Regions from separate parts of the Homo sapiens genome. Here all the other regions are linked to region 3. Evidence: chromatin loops called from intact Hi-C (ENCODE). Cell type or tissue: ascending aorta. All regions are shown on one strand. Each heading gives the region's core, and the rest is flanking DNA. Links, peaks and the distances in the headings are about the cores only. Region 1 overlaps LOC105369673 (a long non-coding RNA gene). Region 2 holds the start of LINC01489 (long intergenic non-protein coding RNA 1489). Region 3 overlaps PTPRO (protein tyrosine phosphatase receptor type O).

Region 1 (8,007 bases), core at 1,667-6,666, 250 kb before region 3:
AAGTTGTGCTAACCAGAACTAATATTATCAGGAAGTATAAGGAGGCTTAGCTTCTACATGTATAAATCTGAGTATTGATATGATATTGTCAAGACTCTCTTCCTCTCTTAGTTCTGCTTTTTATTTGCGCTGATCTTATTTTCAGGGTATCTGTTTGTGGTAGCAAAATGATTGGCAGTAGCTTCATCTTCTGAGCAACCACAGCAGGAGAAAAAAAAAAAAGGAGTATATCTTTAAAGGTGCTTCAATATAAATCCCAGAATTAGTTCTGATTGGCCCTAACGGAATCATGTGACTAGTCCCTAAACCAATCACCATGTTCAGAAGACTACAAGCCTCTTATTGGACAGTCTGGAAACAGAAGCAAAATAAAATTCGGGGAAATAGAAGTGAAAAAGCTGGCACAAATAACAAGCAAAAGCTTCCAGAAACATCATCCCGTTCAGCTGCATCCATCCTGTACAAAGGAGTCTGGTGAGGGGGCCCAAGCAGCTGCTGAAATCCAGCCAATTCCCCTCTTGTCCCACCTAACTGGGAGCCGAAGATCCTCAGGTGTCCTTTGTGCTAGGTGTGGCCCTGATCACATTCCCTTCCCCACTCCATGTCCCCAGGCCATGAGTAGGGCTAAGCTGAGAGAAGGAGAAAAGCTTTGAACTAAAGGGGAGATAAAAGTCTTATTTTTATTTGACGAGGCATTTTAATACCTAAAAATTACTAATTTTATATATACATAAAATATATATATACATATAAACGCATATATATAAAATATATGTATATATTACATATAACTAGTAATTTTATATAGTAATATATAACTACTATATATATAACTAGTTATATATATAAAAAATATATATATATATATATATTTTTTTTTTTTTGAGACGGAGTCTCGCTCTGTCACTCAGGCTGGAGTGCAGTGTCGTGATCTTGGCTCACTGCAAGCTCCGCCTCTCGGGTTCACGCCATTCTCCTGCCTCAGCCTCCCGAGTAGCTGGGACTACAGGCGCCCGCCACCACGCCCCGCTAATTTTTTGTATTTTTAGTAGAGACGGGGTTTCACTGTGTTAGCCAGGATGGTCTCGATCTCCTGACCTCGTGATCCACCCACCTCGGCCTCCCAAAGTGTTGGGATTACAGGTGTGAGCCACCGCGCCCGGCCGTAATATTCTTATAATACCTAAAAGGGACTGGAAAACTGTGGAATCACCAAGATACATTAAGGGATGAAGACAAATAAGACAGAGCAAACCCGAAGGTAGTAGTTGGAAGAAAAACATAAGACTGTGTTCAGGTTGTGCCTGTTAAGTCAGCTCATTCACTAAAGCTGGTTACTTGTGGGCATGATGGTCTCTTTACAGCATTGCAGAATTTAAAAATTTGTATAAAGAATATATTTATCACTAGGCACGCACCAGGAAACAAAGTTTCATTTCTCTGAAAAACTAACGGAGGCCGAGGAAGGAAGCCAATATTTATCGATGTGAACCATGAACTCAGCCCTGTATCTTCTTGATCCCCTGGAATGCTCCCAAAGATCCTGAGACATGTTATTGTTTCACATTTGAGGAAACTGAGTCTCAGAGATGATAAGTGATTTAACCCAATTCAAAGCAATGGTGTGGGGAGGGTCAAATTTAGTCCATTTTGATGAAAGCGTATTTAATTTCTCATCTCCCATTGTGTGAAAGTGAAAGCAGTTGTAAGATGGGCCCCATCTAAATCTCCACAGTCTCTGGGCACTTACTTGGGAACCCACACATTAGTCCCTCAAACTTTAATCTGCCGGGAGTCACCACACAGCTTTGACCTAGGTTAAAGTGAACTGAAACTGAAAAGGGTGTTGTGTAGTCCAGTTTCTAATCCAAACAGCTGAAGAACAGGGTGTGCGCCATAAATCACTGACCTTCACAACAGTGAACTTTTAATGTGGAGGCAGAGAATTTTTTTCATATTTGTGCAAAAAAAATTTAAGTTAAATTTTTGTGTTCAAATTCCATGCTTGTTCCTGGGGAAGGTGTGTATTCACTGGTGGAAACATTCTCCTTTTCTCTTTGCAGGAACTGCAAAGCCTACATACAAAGCCAAAAAATCTACTATCTAGCCCTTTTGTTTTAAAAAAAAAAAAAGAAAGAAATGCCAATCCCTGTCCTAGAGCACTGGTTGTTAAACTTGGTTGCACATTACCATCACCTGAGGAGCTTTTAAAATTCCAGATGCCCACACCACACACCAGACCAATTAATTCAGAACCTCACGGGGGTGGAACTAGGCGTCATTTTTAAAAGATCTCTGCTAAGTTGAGAACTCCAGAACAATGGTTTTCAAATATTGGTGCGCACAAGAATCACCTGACCTGACTGTCAAAAACGCAGTCCAGGGCCACATTTCCAGATTGTCTGATCTGATAGGACTGGCAGAGGCCCAGGAATCTACATCAGCACACCAGGGCTCATGACATAGGAGCCTCAGGACTTTATTTCAGAAGTAACCAAGGCATACGCCTTCTAATTTCATAAAACTTGCTTTATGAAAAGTTTCACATCAACTCAAGTGTTTACAGAACTATGATTTATAAGAATGAGTCATTACTACAAAGTACAACCTGTACCAGCAGTCCTACTCCTTACCATTAAAAATGATCCTGCACACAGAAAACATTTCACCCACATCCTATTTTACTTTACCTCTGAGTGTCATGACTGCAAAAAAGACAACGAGTTTCCCCAGAACAATTCATAGTCTCTATGATTGCCCTTAGGAGTTTGGTTTTTATTAGCATAGAAAGAAGGAATGAATAATTGTTAATAATTTGAAACATCTAGAAATACTTGTATTCCTCTGACTGTGCTTAGGGTTGCTTTAAAAACTAGCAGAACAAAAAGCTCATTTTTATTCAACTGCAATATTTAAAAATTAATAATAACTGAACTTTTAGGACAGCAGTGTCGGTGACCAAAATTTCTAATCAAATTATGATAAATGTGTACCAAACCCATTGTTTTTACAGGGTCTCTGTACTATCTGTGTAATGGCAGGGACCTTAAATCAGTAGTTCCCACATGACTTCAGTTTCTACATTTGCAGGACCTGTGTGTGGCAGTGGCTTTTCAGATTCCTCCTCCTTCTTTGGGCATTACTAGGATAAATGTAATTAAAGTAGTCAGTGAGATCCTCATTAAGCCTGCCTTTCACATCTACTGAGATCCTAGTGGAGTTTCATATAGGTCTTTCACAGTCTCATGGAGGAATCACCATCTTATCACTTATTTTCCTTTTTTTTTTTTTTTTTTTTTTTGACAGGATCTCACTCTGTCACTCACGCTGGAGTGCAGTAGTACAATCTCAGCTCACTGCAACCTCCCTCTCCTGGGTTCAAGCGATTCTCCTACCTCAGCCTTCTGAGTAGCTGGGACTACACCCAGCCAATTTTTGTATTTTTAGTACAGACAGGGTTTCACCACGTTGGCCAGGCTGTTCGGTCTTGAACTCCTGACCTCAAGTGATCCACCTGCCTCAGCCTCCCAAATTGCTAGGATTACACACCTGGCCTATTTTTCTTTCATTTACCCTCATGTCTACTAAAGGCTTGTTGGGATCCTGACTGATATCTGCGCAGTCAGGCAACGGGAGAAAAGTGAAGGAAAGCACACGTGAGATATTGATTGATTGGTTTTGCTTCCTAAAATTCAAAGACATCAAAATATCCAATAGAAAACCTAGCACATCCTTTCTAGTAGCAGTCATTTGGCTGCATGGATTAACAATCCAACCTTCCACCGGATGAAATAACTTTTGGGAAAAAATGAAAATTTTTTTTTTCCAGAAGAGAAGATGCTAAGCACCAAAGAGATGAGCTGGAAGGAAGGTCAGTTTTTCCCCAGTGCATGAAGAAGACTGATTCTAAAGCAAGGAATTCCTGGCAACTTGGCGGTTCTTCGCTCAGTGTCAGAATTTTAAAAACTAACAAATGTCATATTTCAGTTGGCCACAAGATGGCAGGATTTCGGCACATTCCCACAGATAATGGCCTCCTCTTCCCATCAGGATTAATGGATGGTAGTGATTTAAGCGTGACACTCTCTTCTCAAGAGACTTCATACTCTCATAAATGAAATACGAATATGGTTCAAGGACTTATGTTTTATAGTTTTAAAATACCAAGAGTCAGCGATTCACATAATATAACTGGCATCCACAAATGCTAAAGCTATGGAAAAGGTTCTAGTTTTGTTAATGGGCCTCTCATCTATCTCACTGGATGAGGCCTGGGAACCACCTGGACTCTGTTTTCCTTTGCTAAGCCTTTCTCAGAAGGAGCAAGTCTTGCTGCTACTGTGGACACACAGCTTCTGGGAGTTCCACAGGACCACGTGCGGAGAAAGGAAGGGAAGCAAACTTTGAAGGTGGAAATAAAGGAAAAGGTTGTGGGGGAAAAGAGAATGTTTTCACTTTGAGTTAAAAAAAAAAAAAGAGGGACAAAGAAGTGTCCAGTAGGGTACAGCCTGTCAGAAAACCCCAGACTGTGATACAGCTCTAACATATCCATTCATTCGTTCATTCATTTGTCCATCCGGTATTTATTAAGCAATTGTGTCTCAAGGAATGGAAAAAGGGGAAAAAATATTCTACCCTGAAAGAGCCAGTCCATTAGAACATTTCTTGAAAAGACTGAGAAAAAGAAAAATTCCATATGATAACTAGACTAAAACAAAAGAAAACTACAGAGCGATTGGAAAAGGAATTGGCAGAATTACAAACCATGTGAAGAATGAAGAGGGCGCCCTGCAGGGGTTATCAACAAGGAGTAATAGGGGGCCATGAGATCAGATAAAAAGTTAGAAACTGGGTGCTCCTGGGGAGTTGGGGGTTGAACATTTATTCGTAGGAAGGTTGGGACCCCATTTGGTGGGAGGAAGTTGGGACTGGAATTAGAAACAACAACAAAAAGTACTTGAGTTTCATCAGAGATTTCAGGACTGGCTCGTTGTATGACCTTGAGCGATTAGCTAAATCTTTCTAAGCTTCAATTCCTTCATCTGTAAAATGGATCCTGCAATAACTAACTAGGGGAGCTAATAAGGATGATAAAGGTGAAAACATAAGGGAGTGTGCCTGGAATAGAATTGTTCATTATATAATGTCAGTTGTTCTTCTTCCCTGTTGGACCATTTAAGAAAGTTAGCAAAAAATATACGGAGAGCAGGGCCCTCCGTGCTGAATAGCTAAACAGACACACTTTGATCCCAGAAGCCCAGCTCCTCCCCGGCACTCATACCTGCAGTAAAGGCAACGGTGATGGATTCCTGGCCTCAGAAATCCTGAGCTAGATTGATAGAGGCCCTATGCTGCATTCCACCAAGAGGCATGGAAACACACTGTTTGCCTTTTTATATAAACATATATACATGCTCCTCATGATAAGGAGAAAGAGAGAGAGACAGAGAGTTTAAACTATGAACCCTCTTTACACAGTACAATCCCATACTCCTGTTCATGTAACCACACAGCAGGCTGGGTTGTGGTCTCCTAGTTTTGACTGATGCGTGTGTGTGTGTGTCCGTGTGTGTGTGTCTGTGTCTGTGTATGTGTGTGTGTGTCTGTGCCTCTGTGTGTGTATATCCTCATATATGCATGTCCATGTACCTGTACCTGTAACTCAGATGCTGGCCATCTCCAGATGAACCCCATCTTTTCCCCTTTCCAACCTGGAAGCTGATGGTAGCATTTTTCTACACTCTACACAAAGGAAATTCACTCCACAGAGCATTAGGAGTGATGCAGAATTTGCTGAAGTCTTCTTCACCCTATGGCAATTCTTTTCTAAGTCTTCCTTCACCACCACCACCAGTTGGGAATTTGCTTCTCTTTGACCTTCCCTAACACTGCACCGAGCCTTGAACCTGCCCACTGCCCTCCTTTATAATACTGAGCCTCTGCCTCCTTCCCCTTGAACTTCAGCCCTCAGGCTGAGGCACTTTTCTGATGTACAAGGGTCTTTTCAAAGCTTCTTTTCAGCAAAGATGATCCCTTCCTAAAAATAATTTCTGTGCCAGTTATCATAAAGATTAATAATTTTCTCCACATTATAATGTCTATATGACTATAACCGCATACATTATTACATATAGAAATGTTTTTAACATGAAATGGAATCATATGATCATATCATGCATATTGTTTTCTGATTTTCAGTTGCTCCTCAATTATATATTTTGTGTATCTTTCCAACTTATTAGAAATAAGTCAAACTCATTTTTTTAAATTACTGAATAAAATTAGTACTTTAATGTGAGACAAGGTCAATTTCTTTGTGCTGCAATTTTGTTATTGACAAGATAGAACATAATAACACAGAGTTATAATGAGAATTCCTCAGCTACAATATTAGAGACCTTCAGTTGCTTAGAAGAAGTGAGATACTTAAATAATAAAAATTACATTAGCTATATAAATAATGCTAATAAAAGTTGCTAATATTTCATCAGCATTTTTCTATGTGCCAGGACCTATTCATACTCATTTATATGCAACAACTCATTTAATCCTCATAGCAACCCTATGAAGGAGATACTATTATTATTCCCATTTTATAGATGATCTTTCTGAGTCATGGGAAAGTCAGTAAATTGCTCAAGGCAACATAGCCAATAAGTGACATTGCCAAAATGCGTGAGTCTGGCTCTAGAGTCTGTGTTGTTAATCACTAAACCATCTATCATCATCTCCAACAGGAAATACTTTGTACAGGCTTGCTTGCCAGGGACCTGAACTGGCTGTCGTTGACCAAATTTAATAAACGTGCTCACTGCAAGTGGCGCTCCAGCTGATCCTGGCTTGGGGCTCTCTGCACTGCTCCAAATCAGGCAGCCAGGCCAAAAGAAGATATGTAGAGTCCATGGGGAACAAAGCGAGGCAAGGTCTGCTGAGCAAGGCATGGCTTAGAGGGAAAAGTGGGGTTGTGGGGAGAAGCTACAAGGAGACAGAATAAAATAATGAAGAGGAGTGCTGCCAGGCACCTGGCCCAGCTGAGGAAGCCTCTGAGGTGCGCATGCCAAATCTCAGCAGCTCCAAGCCCAGCTCCCAGAATAGCTGGAAGGAGGCACACTGCCAGCGAGCCACTTATTACAGCCAGAGCTGGGAGCACTTAATCAGATGCATCCGGTTTGTGTTCACAAGATATTAGGCGGAAATATGTGGTCAACTGCAATGAATTGGCATGCCCTGTAGTGGGCCAGCCATTGCCGGAAGCCATGTCTCCCACAAATTGAAACCTAATCTTTCTCTCCTCTAAGTGCCTGCCACAACTAACTGATTATGTACATTTAATCTCTGTCTGATATACTATCTAAGGAAGAGGAAATATTTCTTTTTTGTGATGGCTCTATGGAATTGAGAGTGCATAAAGCTAGTAGGACCACATACATGGAACACCCAGGGCAGGTATCCATCAGATAAGGCCAGTCTCCGACCTCCAGCAGGTTACTACACAGTGAATGTCACCTGATGCATCAGGCCCAGGAAGGCTGGCATAGAAAACGTGAAAACATCATGGAGAGGGTTAAGATGACCCTAAGGATTGCTGCCAGGAATTCCCACAAATGACATATCATTGTTGCTAGTTGGCTCCAAAGTCCTCCTGAATTAAGAGCTAACAGTTGGCGATCTCAGTGTATTTGGGGTGTTTACTATTCTTTTGAGTATTTTTTTTCTCCTAAAATTGCATTGCAGACACTCCTGGTGTCCTGTCCAGATTCCCTTACCAGGCCAGTGCACTCATCAACCAGTCGCTGTGACTGTTCCAGAGGATTGCCACCTTACCAGGACATGACTGGAAAAATTGTACTAATCCCACAAGTGTCCTATGGCCTGTGGCAGACTGAAGTGAGGTTACAACAGTTCAGCCACCTCACCCATGGGCAACGCAAACTTTTTATTGCATTTAAACATCAAAATTCCTTGGGGGATCAGTCTGAAGCTAATATTCTCCTAAAACCTTGATTT
Region 2 (8,007 bases), core at 1,543-6,542, 520 kb before region 3:
TCACATGTCTAATCGTCTTCGGGTTTGTCTCTTCCTATTTAAGAATGAAGGATGGGGATCTGGTATAGGCATCTCCTCTGATATACTGGTGTCCAGTACTGATGTCCAGATAGGCTATTCCACCAAGCGGAAATTCTGGTAGGGAGCTTTGTTTACAAGGGGGGAGTTTGTGGAATGGCAAGTTTAGCTTTAAAATGAGAAAATGTGGAGGTGGCTGTCAGATGGGGTTCCCCCAAAAGTCAGAATGAGGTGACTTCACTCTGGAGTAGGCCAACATCCCATTTGAAGTCTTAATTCCCCAGATGGCTTACAATTGTAAGCAGTGAGGGAGGTGGAGAGAGAGGAATTTAACTGGCATACCTCTTCTCTGTTTATATATTCAATAAATCCTCCTGTTTCCAGGCTCCAGACCAATTCCTCCCTCCTGAGCCCAGAGCCCCTCTAGAATATTCTAGTTGGCAGATCATGGCATTCCAGTCCCCACTCAGCCCCCTCATGGAATATTCCAGGCTATAACTTCTTTGCTGTGGTCCATCACCGTACTCCCATCTGTTTTCTGTCTTGCAGTGATTTATTGAAATCTCTCCTCTACTGGTTACTCTTCCCCCCATCCCTGCTGTTTTCTTGACTTTATGTGTGTGTTTCTGAACTATTGCATTGTGTTCTGGGAAGCACAGGACATAAATGTCTGCACCCAATCCAGCATCTTGAACAACTTGACAGCTTTCTTTTGATGTTAAATTGTTCTATTTCATTAGTGCTCATATGGTTTTCCGATTCTCACAAAATGCTCTTTCCTTCATGTTCTTTATGATGTTGGTTTCATGTAATGGAAATTATTGTACATCTACTTTTTAGAGTAGGAATTTACAAAGGAAGTTGGAGACAGTTTCTGCTCCTTCCAATCAATAAATCAAGGGCTAACTGAGGACCTCCATCTGCTCTGGAATGTAATATGCACTTATTAAGTGCTGTACAAGAAGACCACAAGAATGAAGGGATCAGGAATGACTTTTGGGTAGCCAATCACTAATGTCTGCCCTATTATTTCATAAATTGGCAGCATACTTTGAGCAAATAAATTCTTAGTCTTACAGATTTTTCTCACAAGTGTTTGCCAAGGTAGTTCATTGATTGATATTCATTCGCTTATTTATTCAACAAATATATTAAGCCTTACTCTGAGTCAGGCACTATGCACAATGTTAAGTAATGAAAACATGGCCCATTCCCTTAAAGACCTTCCAGTTGAGCCAGATAAACTGGCACAAAGAAAGCCTGAATCATTCTGAGGTTGGAAGGGAGCCAGAGAAGGCACATTATCTGCCAGGCACTGTCTTAGGTTTTGGGAAACAAAGATGAAAGAAACTCTTAGTCCAGTGGAAAGAGACAGATAAGTGGGATAAGGGATCTGATAGAGGTACCTGTTGTCCTAGTTCTTCTATTACTACTTCAGGACTATGAACCAGGTTGAGGGAATCATTGCTTTTCTTATCCATTTTAAAGGAGAAATCAGCTGTTTTGTACATGTAGCATCTTAAGCAGCTCAAAGTTCAAAGCTCAGGCCTTCAGAAACAATATTATTTGTTATCTCTTCAGGCTTTCCTTAGGCTTTGGTACACACACACACACACACACACACACACACACGCACACATACTCTTTCCTCTACCTCTAGTTCTGTGTATCTGAAGGCACCATCCCTTCTTTCTTCACTTCACCTCTCAGATTTTTTCAATATATTTCCTTATGTCAAAATTATCTTTCATATTTTAAACTCACGAAGGAGTTTCACGACTTCTTCACCTAATGAATACACACCTAGATCTGATATTCAGTTGATACGGCCATATAGGTAGTTCAGATATTGATATTTAAATGACGGGTTAATAACTCCTGTCATGATCCCCCTAGGCATCCCCCATATCCCTTCAACTTAGCCTCTTCTCACAATTAGAAGTTAATGGGCTAATGCCTAACACTGCATCGGACTTCTAGGACCTCACCTATTTATTGCCCATGCCTTATTGATTATTAAACATATTTAATATCTCTTCTGAGCTATTCACTAAGTACAGAGTTTGCAAAACTCAAATGCCTCCAAAGGCAAGTAGGTGATGGAACTGAGTGAAGCCAGCTATGTGAAACCAGAGATTGTGCCACACTTGGGAAAGCATGCGTCACTTTAGAGGTCATTTACATACAGTGGCCAGTATTATTAGATTTTCAGAAAAGGAGTGAAAAATGTTTTAATGTTAGGTATAAGAAGGAACATACTGAGAAGTGTGGTTTTAAAAAATCCCCATCCCCAAATAATTAAAGCTTCTATCCACAGCATGATCATCATTTCAGTATACATAATCTGCAGCTGCTGCATGGCATTTAAATGAAGGATTAGTAAATGCATGCTACAGCCTCAGTTATTTTTCTAACATAGGTCACCACAAGAAATATGTACACAACAGGTTTGATTTATATCCTCAATATTTCAGTAGTTATGGTGCCTTGAAGAAGCAAAACAAATTGGAGTCAAGACATTTGTAATATTTATTTTGCCTAAAGTAAAAAATATGACAGAATTAGAATAACCATCATTTGAAATTATTTCATTCAGGCAACCAACTATACGCTAAGATACAAGTAGGTGATTTTCCCCTGAAGTTTGAAAAGAAGGACCAGTCTCTGAAACATGTCCTCTGGTTTTCTACTTCTCCCAAATATCTTCTCTTGCAAAGTTCATCATTAAAGCTCTTTGAGGATTATTTCAGACCCCTACATGCTATGTCTGGGACACAAGAACAGTCTTAAAGAGAATGTCCTGAAGCTCATCCACCTCAGTGTGCAGGGCTGGAGCTCATGTATATGTACTTTGGCTCTCACCAGAAGTGGTGAATCTTAGGGTTCTGGGTCTTATTGTTTTAAGAGATATGATGTGAGCCAGGCTGCTTAGTATGAACCACCGACAGATGAAATGATGGCTTATGAAAGAAAGTTAATGTAAAATATTAGCCCATGTGAGCTAGCATAATCAGTTGTTTTTATTAAAATGTTATGTGTTTGTTGCATTAGGAAAAGGAAGTGGATTGGATACCCCTTTGTTCCCACATATCTTCAGTCTTTTTACACTTAGCACTACCGGCTATTTTTAGCATGCTTGTTGTCTGCCTATCCTGTTACAACATCACCTCCACAAGGACAGGGAATTTGCCTGTGTTGTTCACTGTTATACCCACTCCACTTCCTAGGAAATGCCTAGAAATAGAAGGAACTCAGTAAATACTTCCTGGGTGAGTAAATACATGAGAAAATTATTTGTGTGCATGGATAGTTGCAAAGATCACTATGGCATAAGCAGAGGCTTCCCCACTCGGGTTACAGCAGTGCGGTTCTTTGTTTGCAAACTGCAGTTACCAGCTGAAGCATCTGCTGTGATTTTTTTTTTTAATCTACTTCAGTTTACTTGAAGGGTTTCCTAAGAAGACAGTGTGCTGGTTTATGAAGCTATTGTCTCTCTACTTCAAACCCACCTTTCCTTACTCAGCTTTATGGCACTGGGGCTGGGATGATAGGAAATAGAGTTTTGGCTGCCTGTGAGGCTTCTCTGAGAGGGAGGCACTGGATGCTTGCTGGAAGGCTAGAAAGGGAGGGAGGGAAGGAGAAGTCCCTGTTCCTGGCAGCGGCATCCGCCAGCAACAACCGCCCTCTCTTGGCAGCAGCAATTGGTCTGGTTCTAGTCTCCACCTTCTTTCTACACTTTTTCTGCAAAGTTACCCATAGCAGCCAGGCAGTGCCCTCTCCTCAGAGATCTGGTCCGAGTCTGACAATGGCTCTGCCGGGCATCTTCTCTGATTAGGGCAGCTTTCAGACAGCTGATTGCTCATTAGGAACACCTGGGACGGAACCGCAATTTCTTCCCTTTATTCTACCTTCTCTATTTAGCTTAGCCAATTCCTTATAACTGATTATAATTAATTTATAATACATTCCATCTGTTATAATATGCTTTCTAGTTTCCTGACCCGGACTCTGATGGATCATGTTCTTTATCCTACAGCTATGTGTGTTTCTGCAAATTCTATATTTCAAAGCTCTTAACAATTCACAAACTTGCAGGACTTCTTTTAATTTAATTTAAAATGATAGTGGGGTTTCTTTTAATTTAAAAATGTTTTTCTGTTGGTGGGTATTTAAACACATAAAACAAATAGAGATTTACACAAAATACAAATGCTCCAGTCTTACTTATCAATTTTTAACACATTTCCATCGGATTAATGTTCTCTTACTTTCAAACTCCCTCTTTTTAAAAATGCAGAACAGAAACCCCAATCGTTCATGAATTCTCAGAGCATCCCTTTCTGTGATAATAGAGTGGAGAAAAACTTCCTGTGGGTCTGCAATCCTATCCCCGCACAGGTAAAATACTTCTTTGTTTTTTCATGTGGAATATTTTGAGCAGTTTTCAGGATGTTCCAATCTCGACAGCCCACTCGCTTGTCCCTGTGGCGTCTGAGGGGATGCTGACACATGGAGTTTGAGAACCACACTTTAAGAAGTTGTTCTTTCCTGTGGGGCAGAATTAGGGCAGCTTTCCGACAGCTGATTGTTCATTAAGAACACCTGGGGTGGGACCAGAAGGAGGACAGAAAGTGCCATCTGAGATTGCAGAAATTCTCTTTAATTTCACAATTATGCCCATAGCAGGCTTTCTGTGGCAGAGTTGTTGACCTAAGGTTCAGAAGACAATCTGACTTGGCTAATGACAGCATTTTCTCATGATCTGCAAAACATGAAGAAATGATGCAGTGGGAAGGTTGAAGCCATCGGTATAGTGAGTTGCTTGACCTGCAGAGAAGTCATAAGTTCATTTATCTTCCTCTCAGCAATGACTTAAACTCCTGTCTATTGAGTGCCTCCGAGGCGCAAGACAGGATGCTAGGCACTTGATTCTTCACACACTTGTGGAGTAGGTATTATAATAAGAGCACTGATCACCAGTCTTGAGCTCATAATTAAATGCCCCACAACTAGAATGTGGTCGAGCTAGTCCTTAGTTAAATCTAGGGGTAAAGTCTGGTTGTTTTGACTTTTTTACCCTCCTTCCACCATAAAGCATAACATATTCTCACATGGAAACCTGCAGGGCAATTCCCCTGCTTTACATTAATGAGGGACAAATACGATTTGTGTCTTTTACTGTGTCTAATCTCCCACGGTTCTCACAGCTTCTTTTAAATTTATATGACTTTTCCATTTTCATAAAAAGATAGGATGCCGTTTCTTATCTTTTTGGATCAATGTTATGGTATCAGTATTGATTCTTAAAGAAGTCCTTTAGAGGTTCAGCTCTGAAGCTATTGATCATTCAAAAGTTCCTCCTTTATTTAATTTTCATGTCACTTCAGTCTTTGAAACTTTAGGTTTCACATTTCCTCTGTATGTAGCTTTCCAGTGGAAGACAGGGCTTTCTTTACTGTATTTCTAAAATTATGTAATTTGGGGGTACTTTATTTGGCAAACATGGATAGAATATTTATATGTTTGTGAACAATGTGCAATTCTTATCACAGTGTTACCTAAAATAGCTAACATAAAGAGTCTAATTTATAAATAAGAGAAATTGAAGCTTAGGGAGTTAACTGTTCAATGTAATTAAGTAGACTAACGGGTAGTAGAGCCGTGCCTCCAATCAAAGTCTATTCAAGGCCCAAAGCCTGTCCCCTAAACACTAACATCTGTCTGCCCCTCACATCCACTGTTTTCTCACCATCACTCAAAACTTGTCTCAGAGTGATGGCTTGCAGAGCACATGCCTGGTGCCCTGGTGTCCCCTGTTTGTTCACTCCAGGGCCGGTGGTACCATCTTGATGACCTCACATATCTGATCTAACTCTTTTGTAAGTGCTTATTTCTGTCACTCCAACTAGACAGGGGCTTTTCACTGTTTCATTCCAGCACTTGGCACAGTGAGTAGCACGTTGGTGTTTAACAAATATTTGTTAAGGAAATGGATGCATGATTCTGGGCTTGCCAAACATATGCTCAACTTTGCCTTCTGTGCCTACAACTACCTGGAGGAATTTCTGTCTGCTTCAACTACCAACAAATCTCTCTAAACAAGCAAATGGTGGTTGTCAAGTTGGTAATGGATATTTGTTGTTGATTAAGGTGATAAACTGAGGTAGAGAAATAACTTCTCTGATGATGTATAGGAGCAAAGAGAAATGCTCTTGAGTGGATACTTTTATAATTTTACATTTTACTGGGATTTTATTGGCTGTCTTATTTTGTTGCAAATGGCATAAACCCAACTCACACTAGCTTAGCAAAATGTATAGTTGTAACTTTGCAAGATGGAATATAGAGCCGGCTTCAGATCCTAATGTATCCCAGAGCCAAACAACCTTGTTTTGGTCTCTCTTTGTGTGTCCCTCCTTCTCTCTTTATTTACATGTGTTTCATACTGGGTTCATTTTGCAGAAAGGCTGTCACCATTTGACCAAAAGGGAGGACCAGGACAGAAGGACCATAAGTCAATGGTTTTCTTTAGTGTGCTGCCAGCAGAATCAGAATCACCTGGAAGCTGGGTGAGAATGCAAATTCTTGAGCCCTATCCAAGACCTACTGAATCAGAAACTCTGACACTAGGAACTAGGACTCTGTGTTTTCATAAGCCTTCCAGGTGGTTGTTGTGTACACTACAATTTGAGACCTGCTTGACTAAGGGTAGGAATTGAGTCCTCAAATAAATGGGCTTCATCAAGTGGCTTTCATGTACAGAAGTAGAAGAACATGGGAGACATTAATAGCTCAAAATGAGGGATTATATGTGTTTGGAATTCCTCTGACATGCAAGGCACTCACTTGAGTGCCTAATTAATCTACCTTAATTATACTCTTATCCCTATTTTGAGAGATCTTCAAAAAGAAATGGATTTGGAGGAGGTTTAGTAATATATGATATTTATTAAATTTTACCTTTAAGACTGTCAGAGAGAAACTGGAGGATGCTGGGGTCTTTGTTCCATCAGAGAAAAGCATTTGGCTTCAAAATCTCACATTTCCACTACAACTTTGGGAACTCTGTAACTTCCCAGTTTTATTCTTTAGCACCAATCTTTTCTTCTACAGTGATTAATAGTAAAATTGTTGAATGAAAAATTGTTAGTTAGTGTGGGGAGATAGCATAAAGAGGAAAAGGCTGGGGAGAACTGCAATCCACTTTGAAGCCAGCCTTGAGAAATAGGAATCTCCACAGATGAAAAGGGAAGTCACGGCTCAGAGGAGGGGGCACACTGCCTGTGTTCCTTGTGCCTCCAGGAATAGAGGGGCCCCAGGGACTACAAAGAATCCCCAGGGACCTCAGTTTCTTCAGAAGTAGTAGCAAGTCACTTCAGAATGTTATGCATTATCTGTCTTTTCAGATTTTAATCATCTTTATGTTTGCTTGGTCCTCAGTTAAAAAAAAATATTTCCCACATAGGACTAATGGAATTGTCTTTCTGGGGTCATAGAGACAAGGTTGTCAGAATATCTCTTCAAGACAATAGTGTCAGTGACCACAGCTTGGCAATTCCTGAGCTAGATATAAAGGTAGCAAGAACAGCACTATTCACAATAGCAAAGACACGGAATCAGCCTAAATGCTTATCAGTGATAGACTGGATAAAGAAAATGGTGTGGATATACACCGTAGAATACTGTGCAGCCGTAAAAAGGAATGAAATCATGTCTTTTGCAGGGACATGGATGGACTTGGAAGCCATTATCCTCAGGAAACTCATGCAAGAACAGAAAACCAACCACTGCATGTTCTCACTTATAAGTGGGAGCTGAATGATGAGAACATATGGATGCATCAGGGGGAACAAGACACACTGGGGCCTGTTGGGGCATGGGAGGAGGAAGAGCATCAGGAATAATAGCTAATGGATTCTGCGCTTAAAACCTAGGTGATGGGTTGATCTATGCAGCAAACCACCAGGGCACACATTCACCTATGTAACA
Region 3 (8,007 bases), core at 1,434-6,433:
TTACTTATTCAAATTTCTGCAGCCAACTTGAATTTCTCCTCAGAAAATGGGATTTTCTTTTCTATCACATTGTCAAGCTGCAAATTTTCCAAACTTTTATGCTCTGTTTCCCTTTTAAAACTGAATGCCTTTAACAGCACCAAGTCACCTCTTGAATGCTTTGCTGCTTAGAAATTTCTTCTGCCAGATACCCTAAATCATCTCTCTTAAGTTCAAAGTTCCAAAATCCCTAAGGGAGGCACAAAATGCTGCCAGTGTCTTTGCTAAAACGTAACAAGAATCACCTTTGCTCCAGTTCCCGACAAGTTCTTCATCCCCATCTGAGACCACCTCAGCCTAGATTTCATTGTCCATATCATTATCAGCATTTTGGTCAAAGCCATTCAACAAGTCTCTAGGGAATTCCAAACTTTCCCACATTTTACTGTCTTCTGAGCCCTCCAAACTGTTCCAGCCTCTGCCTGTTACCCAGTTCCAAATTGCTTCCACAGTTCTGGGTATCTTCTCAGCAGCACTCCACTCTCGGTACCAATTTACTGTATTCATTCGTTTCCATGCTGCTGACAAAGACATACCCAAGACTGGGCAATTTACAAAAGAAGGAGGTTTAATTGGGCTTACAGTTCCACGTGGCTGGGGAAGCCCCACAATCATGGCGGGAGGCAAAGAGGAGCAAGCCATGTCTTACATGGATGGCACCAAGCAAGAGAGCTTGTGCAGGAAAACTCCCCCTTACAATAGCCATCAGATTTCATGAGATTTACTCACTATCATCAGAACAGCACGGGAAAGACCTGCCCCCATGATTCAGTTATCTCCCACTGGGCCCCTCCCACAACACGTGGGAATTCAAGATGAGATTTGGGTGGGGACACAGCCAAACCATATCACATAGGTATGGCTATTTTCAAGTTTTTTTCATTGTTTTTGCTTTTAGGTTTTGGGATTCTCTTTTGTTTTGAGAGGGAGAGAAAGAGATAATTGTGTGAAGCTAGCTGTCAACTCTAATTGAATGTATTTGTTAATCAACATTTTTTCCTAAGCACAGAATAGAGCAATCAAGTGCTTACTGCTTCTCCTGGATCCTGGGGAGGAACACAAAGAGATTTCCCTTTGGCATTCCATAGTTAGTTGACACTGCCTAATTTTAATGATGACTTTTCATGGCATCTACAGATCAATTAAATACCTCTAATGTCAGGCTTTTAGAGGATGTTTTTTAAGAAAACAGGTAAAAATTGCTCTTTCTGAAATTGAGATAATTTTGAAAAGTGTGGGTTACCCATGGGCTATTCACAAAGTACACAATTACCCTCTACCCAGTTGAAGACTCTGAAGGACTCCTGTTCGTGGTTTACACTGAAAAAACACTGAGTTGTGAGAGGTTACTTGTCTTAGAAATAGGGAGAAATGTATGTACAGTCACTTATAAATAAGGACTGTTTCGCATGTGTAATATTAGGAAATTGCAAAATCAAACAAATATTGGAAATCTTTGGCTCTATATCTTTAAATCACTTTTAAAAATTTATATTTTTGTATTTTACTTTATGTCTCATTTCATTCTAGAAAGAATATTTTATTATAGTAAATTTAGGAAACACAAAAAGACAATATAAAGGAAAATTAAAATTACTTATTAATTTTTTATGAAAGTAAGTCTACTCCAAAAATAGTACTTTCTCCCACAGTCTTTTGTCTCCTTGCTTGCTTTTCTCATTCAGAGAATAGCTAATCTGCTGCCAGCATGGTACTACAACTTCCGGGTTACCATGGTGACGTGGGGAGATCCAGAATTGAGCTGCTGTGACAGCTCTACCATCAGCTTCATAACAGGTGAGGCATGTGTGGGGAACAGTTCCACAAGGAGAGAGCATTATTGTGAGGAGTTACCAAGGTTCCAAATCTCTAGAAAGTGCCAGTCATTCACCCAGCACTGGGTGAGCATCAATTTCATGGGAGATAATATTGATTCTGATCATTCATTATTTTGTTTAGTTGATAATCTTTAGAAATCAAAATACCATTTTTATTTTGTGTTACCACCGTTGACTTATTTTTATTCTGAGGCACTGACCTTGATTAATGTACTCTCCGGCTGGGATTGATTAGAATAGAAATATGGCAGGCACAGCCATCAGCTTCACACTGCACAGTCGATTGATTTTACCCATATGATGATTATATTTGTTAGAGTGCCTCCATTTTCTTATTAATTAAGCCATTTTTAAAGTCATAGGCTGACTGTAGTAGGGTCCCTTGTGGAAATTAAAAAATAGGGTTTAGAGACAGGTAGATCTGGATTTGAATAGACCCTCCGCATACCACATATAACCTTGAGCACGTTAACTTTTCTAAATATGTTTTTTTTAATGTGGAAAATGGGGATGATAATAGTATCAGTTATCTGTTATTATTTATTACAACTTCATTATTATATAAGCTACTTTGCAAAATACACGACACAAAGTTTAAGCACTTAAAAAACAATTAGTCTTAGATCCTCGGAAACCTTAAATTATGTAGTTGCATCATCAGTAGTCAGAGATAGCAATGAAAAGGGGAAATTCATCAAAGAAACACTAACCCTTGTGGTTTGAACTAAGACGTTTCAAGAACCTTTTATCGAACGACAAGGTTGTAATTAGAGTTGTCCTGAGAAAACAGAGGAGAAAAATACCGCTTAGAGGAATAATTTTGGCAAATAGTTTCCTCAGTAGACATCTAGTTTACTCTGTTGAAATGTATGAGAAAAAAAAAAAGTGGAAAGAAATCAATCATCTGTGAATTCTTACACAATTAACTTACATAAGCATGTCTCTTTTCTTTACTAGCCAATATCCAGAGCACTTTTTGTTCCAGATGTTAATAGTAATATTAGAGCAGAAAACTGAAAGAATACCCAAAAAGGAGAAAATAGCAGTTACTTGGCAAGCGCTGTTAGTCTTTTGCCTATAATGATAATCACATATTTAATTATAAGTAAACTTCACTGTATCAATAATTCTTATAATTTAACTATATTGATGTAAACTTTCTGAGAATGCTCTTTCCTTCTCACCAGGACAGTTGTCTGGAAAAAGCTCAGATGTAACATCTCAACCTGGGACTGCTCAATTCCAGCTGTCAAACTTTGAATTATCTTAACGATTCTGGGCTTCTATTTTCTCACCGGTAGAACCCCCTAAAATGTCAGCTAAATAGGCACTAAAGCCTACTTAGAGACAACTGATTAGTAGAGCAAAACTTAATATATTGAACACCACCCTGACAGTCTTTGCACTGTCTTTTAAGGGGGAACAAAAGAAATGAAATATTAATAGGATTTGGCTTCCTGGCTCAAGTGGTTTAAGGTATGCCTTTCAAGATGGAAAACTGACTAGGATTGGGCATAGTTTATAACAGTTTAAATGGACATAGCAAGTGTGGATCAATAAACTATGGTTAATAGACAAGCTACTTACCTGGTAAGCAGTCTGTTGTCACCAATGTATTGATGTTGATGATTTTCTATCTTTTCCTGGGTCAAATAAATAAGTGATGCTGAACCAGCAGTCTACAGGTATTGTCTCAGCATATTGACAGAGATGGTCTCAATTTTCACATCTATAAAATGGGTATAATAATAATAAATACATAATAATAAATACCTCACAGTATGTGTGAGAATTAAATCATGTAATGTAAGTCACTATTATAATAGATTATTGTCTTTTTTATACTTATTTTCTAAACATATTGAAAATTCTAGTAGGTTTTATTTTAACCTTCTTTTTTTTTTTTTTACTTTTACTTTAAGTTCTGGGATACATGTACAGAACATGCAGTTTGTTACATAGGTATACATGTGCCATGGTGGTTTGCTGCACCTATCAACCTGTCATCTAGGTTTTAAGCCCCGCATACATTAGGTATTTGTCCTAATGCTCTCCCTCCCCTTGCCCCCACCCCCCGACAGTTCTCATGTGATGCTAATACTTATAACAAACATTCATAACTAGGTATGCTTTCAAAAATAATCATTCACTGAAGAATTTGTAATATATAAAGTAAAAACGCGTGTGTGTGTGATTTTTTTTACCTTCTTATTTAAAGCAAATAAGAATCTCATGCTTAACTTTCCTATGCTTTGAATTTTCCAAATTGTGTGGTGTAAAAGAAAATAGGAACAAAATATTTGAATTAGGTGTGATTTATTAGGAACTCAAGTCTACCATCTTTGTTAGGCAATTCAGTTGGCTAGCCCTCAATCATAGTAATTATGCGGAGGGGCCAAAGTATTAATAAACAAATAGTGACATCTTGTGGCCTTCCAGCAATATGCTAGGTTTTAAAGCAACAACATGGAAATAAAAATCTGACATGTGAGAGGAAAGATATATACTTCTGGGTTTGCAATTTTAAAGATGTTTCTTTTCCTCACTAAAATTAGGACATGAGAAAATACCCTTTGAAGAAATATATGCATAGGTTCTTGTATATGACGAAATATGTTGGAATATATTAGGAGGCTATAAGGAAGCCAAGGTTATTTTCCTTTAGTAGAATATTCTGAAATATGATGTAGATTTGTGTTACTTGTTAGATGCATTGATGATCTTTCAAGATTTTATTGCTAAGCATACTATATAAGTGCTACTCGTATTTCACATGAAACAAATGCATTTTTACTTCATATATTACAAATTCTTCAGTGAATAATTTTGAAAGCATAGCTAGTTATGAATGTTTGTTGTAAGTATTAGCATCACATTAGGGGAAATGATTCTTTATAGAAAATTTCCATAGATTTTAGTTGACATTGTGCTGTATCTCAGAATGGAACACCGACTGTCTTCAAACCAACATACACCTGGAATTTAAATTCAATTGTGTATTTGTTTTTTAAAATAATCAGAGTTAGCAGTTACTTTAAAAAGGTAATTAAAATGTTTTCAGAGCCTATATAGTATAAAGCTTGTGATGAATTCTCTTCCCTCGTTGGCAAATTTTTTATTTTATTTATTTACGTTTTTTGGCTGGGCGTGGAAGCTCACGCCTGAAATCCCAGCACTTTGGGAAGCCACGATGGGTGGATTGCTTGAGCCCAGGAGTTCAAGACAAGTCTAGGCAATATAGAAAGACCCTGTCTCTACAAAAAATATAAAAATTAGCTGGATATGAAGGCCTGTACCTGTAGTCCTAGCTACTTGGTAGACTGAGGCAGGAGGGATGATTGAGCCTGGGAGGTCGAGGCTGCAGTAAGCTGAGATTGCGCCACTGCACTCCAGCTTGCGTGACAGATTGAGATCCTGCCTCAAAAGTAAAAATAAAATAAAATAAAAGTAATTTTTTTTTTTGAGGCAGGGTCTCACTCTGTCACCCAGGCTGGAATGCAGTGGCAGGCTCATGCCTCACTGCAGCCTGGATCTCCTGGGCTCAAATAGTCCTCCCACCTCAGCCTCCCTAGTAGGTGGGACAACAGGGTGTGCCACCATGCCCAGCTGAATCTTCTAATTTTTTTGTAGAGATGGGGTTTTGCTATGTTGCACAGGCTGGTCTTGAACTGGACTCAAGCGATCCACCCACCTCAGCTTCCCGAAATGCAGGGATTACAGGCATTCCCTGCTTAAATTTTTAAAAATTTAAATGCATAAGATGATAAAGTAGCAAGCTCAGTGTTAGAATTTAGCTTCGTGGCTAAAAAAAAAAAAAAAAAAAACTTGTTCTTCCCTTCTTTCTCTCTCTCACTACTCACTCAGCAACATTTATTAAGAGCCTGTTTTCTGCAAAGCACTGGGCTAGACACTGTCAAAAATAATGTCTTGTTATTTTATGCAAATAACATTTGTCTTCTATCCTGCTTGTAGTACTATGATCTTCTATCTTCCTACCCTTGTATCCTACTGTTCTTTATTCCCATAAACACCTTTGCTGCAAGTAAATGAAAGAGACTTAGTTTGCAGGACTCTAAGTTTTTTAATCCTACTTGGCTAATAACTCCACTGATACCTATTAATATTAATTGGTTGATGTAACAAAAATATACCCAAACAAGTGAACTTTTTAGGAATTTTGTAATGGTGACATTTATCCAAAAGACTTTGATATCCTCAGGTACAGATGGGTCTGGGGGTCTTGTATCTTAGATATACAAGATGTGGGATCCCATTAAACAAGTGCCCATCCTGTATCACCATCCTTCACTGTTATTGAGAGGTCCTGAAGTTACCGGGACTATCGTGTGCTGTGAATTCTAATTCGCTAAGTTGACTCTATATGGGATTTCATGCTCTGCTGGTAAGTACTTTATTTATCCATCTATTATACTAAATTGTGCCTCGTTTCTCCCTTGTAGCCCCAGTGGCTCCGGAAATCACTTCTGTGGAATATTTCAACAGTCTGTTATATATCAGTTGGACATATGGGGATGATACAACGGACTTGTCCCATTCTAGAATGCTTCACTGGATGGTGGTTGCAGAAGGAAAAAAGAAAATTAAAAAGAGTGTATGTTTCTTTGAATGCCAGCATTGTGTGTCTGTAAATTTAGTTTTATGAACTATTGAAAACCACTAAGCAATCATTTATTGACACGTCAAATGTTTGCATACCAGTTGTCTGTTTTAGGCTCTGGAGATAAGACAGTGAACAAAAATTGAATTCTTCCTTTCATAGAGCTTACCGTTTAATCTTTAACAGTGAGATGTAAGAGCTCCAACTATTGATTTCATTTATATTTAGAATTATGATTTGAGCTTTTTCTTCAGGATGCCAAACATTTTCAAGAAAACTACAATTAACGTGTTTCCCATTTTTTCCCATATATCACCGACACCTAAAGATTTGGGGACCTTGGGACTACTGATTTCTTTTCTCCAAAATACGCTTTTGGATGTTTATTGATAAGGGGACAGACTAAACTACTGTAATAAAGAAACAAACAAAAAGAGAGTGGCTCAAACAAAATAGAAGTTTATACCTCTCCCATGATAGCACAGGACTAACCAGGCACTTCTGCTTTAAGGGGTCACCCAGGGAGGCAAATTCTGTTTTGTTGTTCCATCTGCCACTATGCATAGTCCTTGTCTCTAGAGAGGAAGCTTTATCACCATTACATGCATGTTCCAGCCTGCAGGAAGGGGAAAAGAAAAGGGATGATGTGGAAGCCCAGCACTTACAGGATGTGAACTGAACTGTCATTTGTCCATGTGACTTCTACTTACAATCCACTGATCAGAGCTGGGTCACATCATCCCCTCTAGCTGTAGGAGAGGATGGGAAATAACAATGGCTGTTAGGTAGGAAGCCACACGTCTACAGATATGGGTAGGTTTCTTTTGAACGTCTTAGAATGTACATATCAGTAGCAACTCAGTAATTGTCTTTTCTAAAACCTGTTATCAATATGTGAGAAAATGTCAGAATGAGACCCATTCCAAATAAGGGAATTCATTGCAAAATTTTTCTGATGTATATAATGCATTATTAAGGCTACCTCACATTGGGCCCAGCTGAGGAATTTATAAAATTTTCAGAAGATATAACGTATCTATAATATAATCAATTGCAGACTGCTGCATAGAACAGAGAGGGAATGTGTCTGCTATAGTCCTTTAGTTGTTTGGGGTGGTGCACTGATTCATTCACTAAAAGTTTAAACCCTTGATTTTGATGATCTTGCAGGTAACACGCAATGTCATGACTGCAATTCTCAGCTTGCCTCCAGGCGACATCTATAACCTCTCAGTAACTGCTTGTACTGAAAGAGGAAGTAATACCTCCATGCTCCGCCTTGTCAAGCTAGGTAAGAAGAGTGCACAGAGATGGGTGTGAAATAATCACTAATGTTTGCATCATTCGATTCAGCAAGAGCTCCTCAATTCAATGAAATAATAACAGAAAAATGGCTAATTTTTTATGAGTAGAAAATAGACATTTGTACTAGCAAAAGGGTATGTTCAACTTGGTACAAGTTTCTGTGAGTGGGTTGTATACTGTTCTGGGAAACAGTGGTGTTCGCTGTTC

Evidence for each region. A loop is a pair of places that touch in the nucleus more often than their neighbours do. Peaks named below come from ENCODE experiments on the same cell type or tissue, not always from the same donor. Only the 100,000 strongest peaks of a DNase experiment are listed, where the experiment ranks them.
Region 1: a loop joins it to region 3, with 8 times the contacts of the local background. A loop is called at or near these places in 94 of 110 quality-filtered maps.
Region 2: it touches region 3 in a loop (4-fold over the local background); 10 of 110 quality-filtered maps call a loop at or near these places.

The regions. Positions count from the first base shown.
Region 1 is chr12:15,272,276-15,280,282 of GRCh38, forward strand. All of the region lies in intron 2 of LOC105369673 (a long non-coding RNA gene), which reads right to left. Among named protein-coding and RNA genes, the nearest start is that of PTPRO, 46 kb to the right of the region's middle. In ascending aorta, for the core only: a CTCF peak has its summit at 4,006 (motif pointing right); DNase peaks (open chromatin) are centred at 2,416 and 3,984; H3K27ac peaks cover 5,000 bases.
Region 2 is chr12:14,998,620-15,006,626 of GRCh38, forward strand. LINC01489 (long intergenic non-protein coding RNA 1489) reads left to right here and starts at 3,214. Exons shown (of 4, transcript NR_120466.1): 1 at 3,214-3,287; 2 at 4,316-4,416; 3 at 6,481-6,587; 4 at 7,742-8,007. In ascending aorta, for the core only: no CTCF peak of the experiment used is centred there; a DNase peak (open chromatin) is centred at 3,692; H3K4me3 peaks cover 594 bases.
Region 3 is chr12:15,518,477-15,526,483 of GRCh38, forward strand. It overlaps PTPRO (protein tyrosine phosphatase receptor type O), which reads left to right. Exons shown (of 27, transcript NM_030667.3): 10 at 1,725-1,836; 11 at 6,338-6,489; 12 at 7,666-7,786. Among named protein-coding and RNA genes, the nearest start is that of PTPRO, 200 kb to the left of the region's middle. RefSeq lists enhancers at 7,082-8,007, 7,810-7,879. In ascending aorta, for the core only: a CTCF peak has its summit at 4,297 (motif pointing left); no DNase peak of the experiment used is centred there.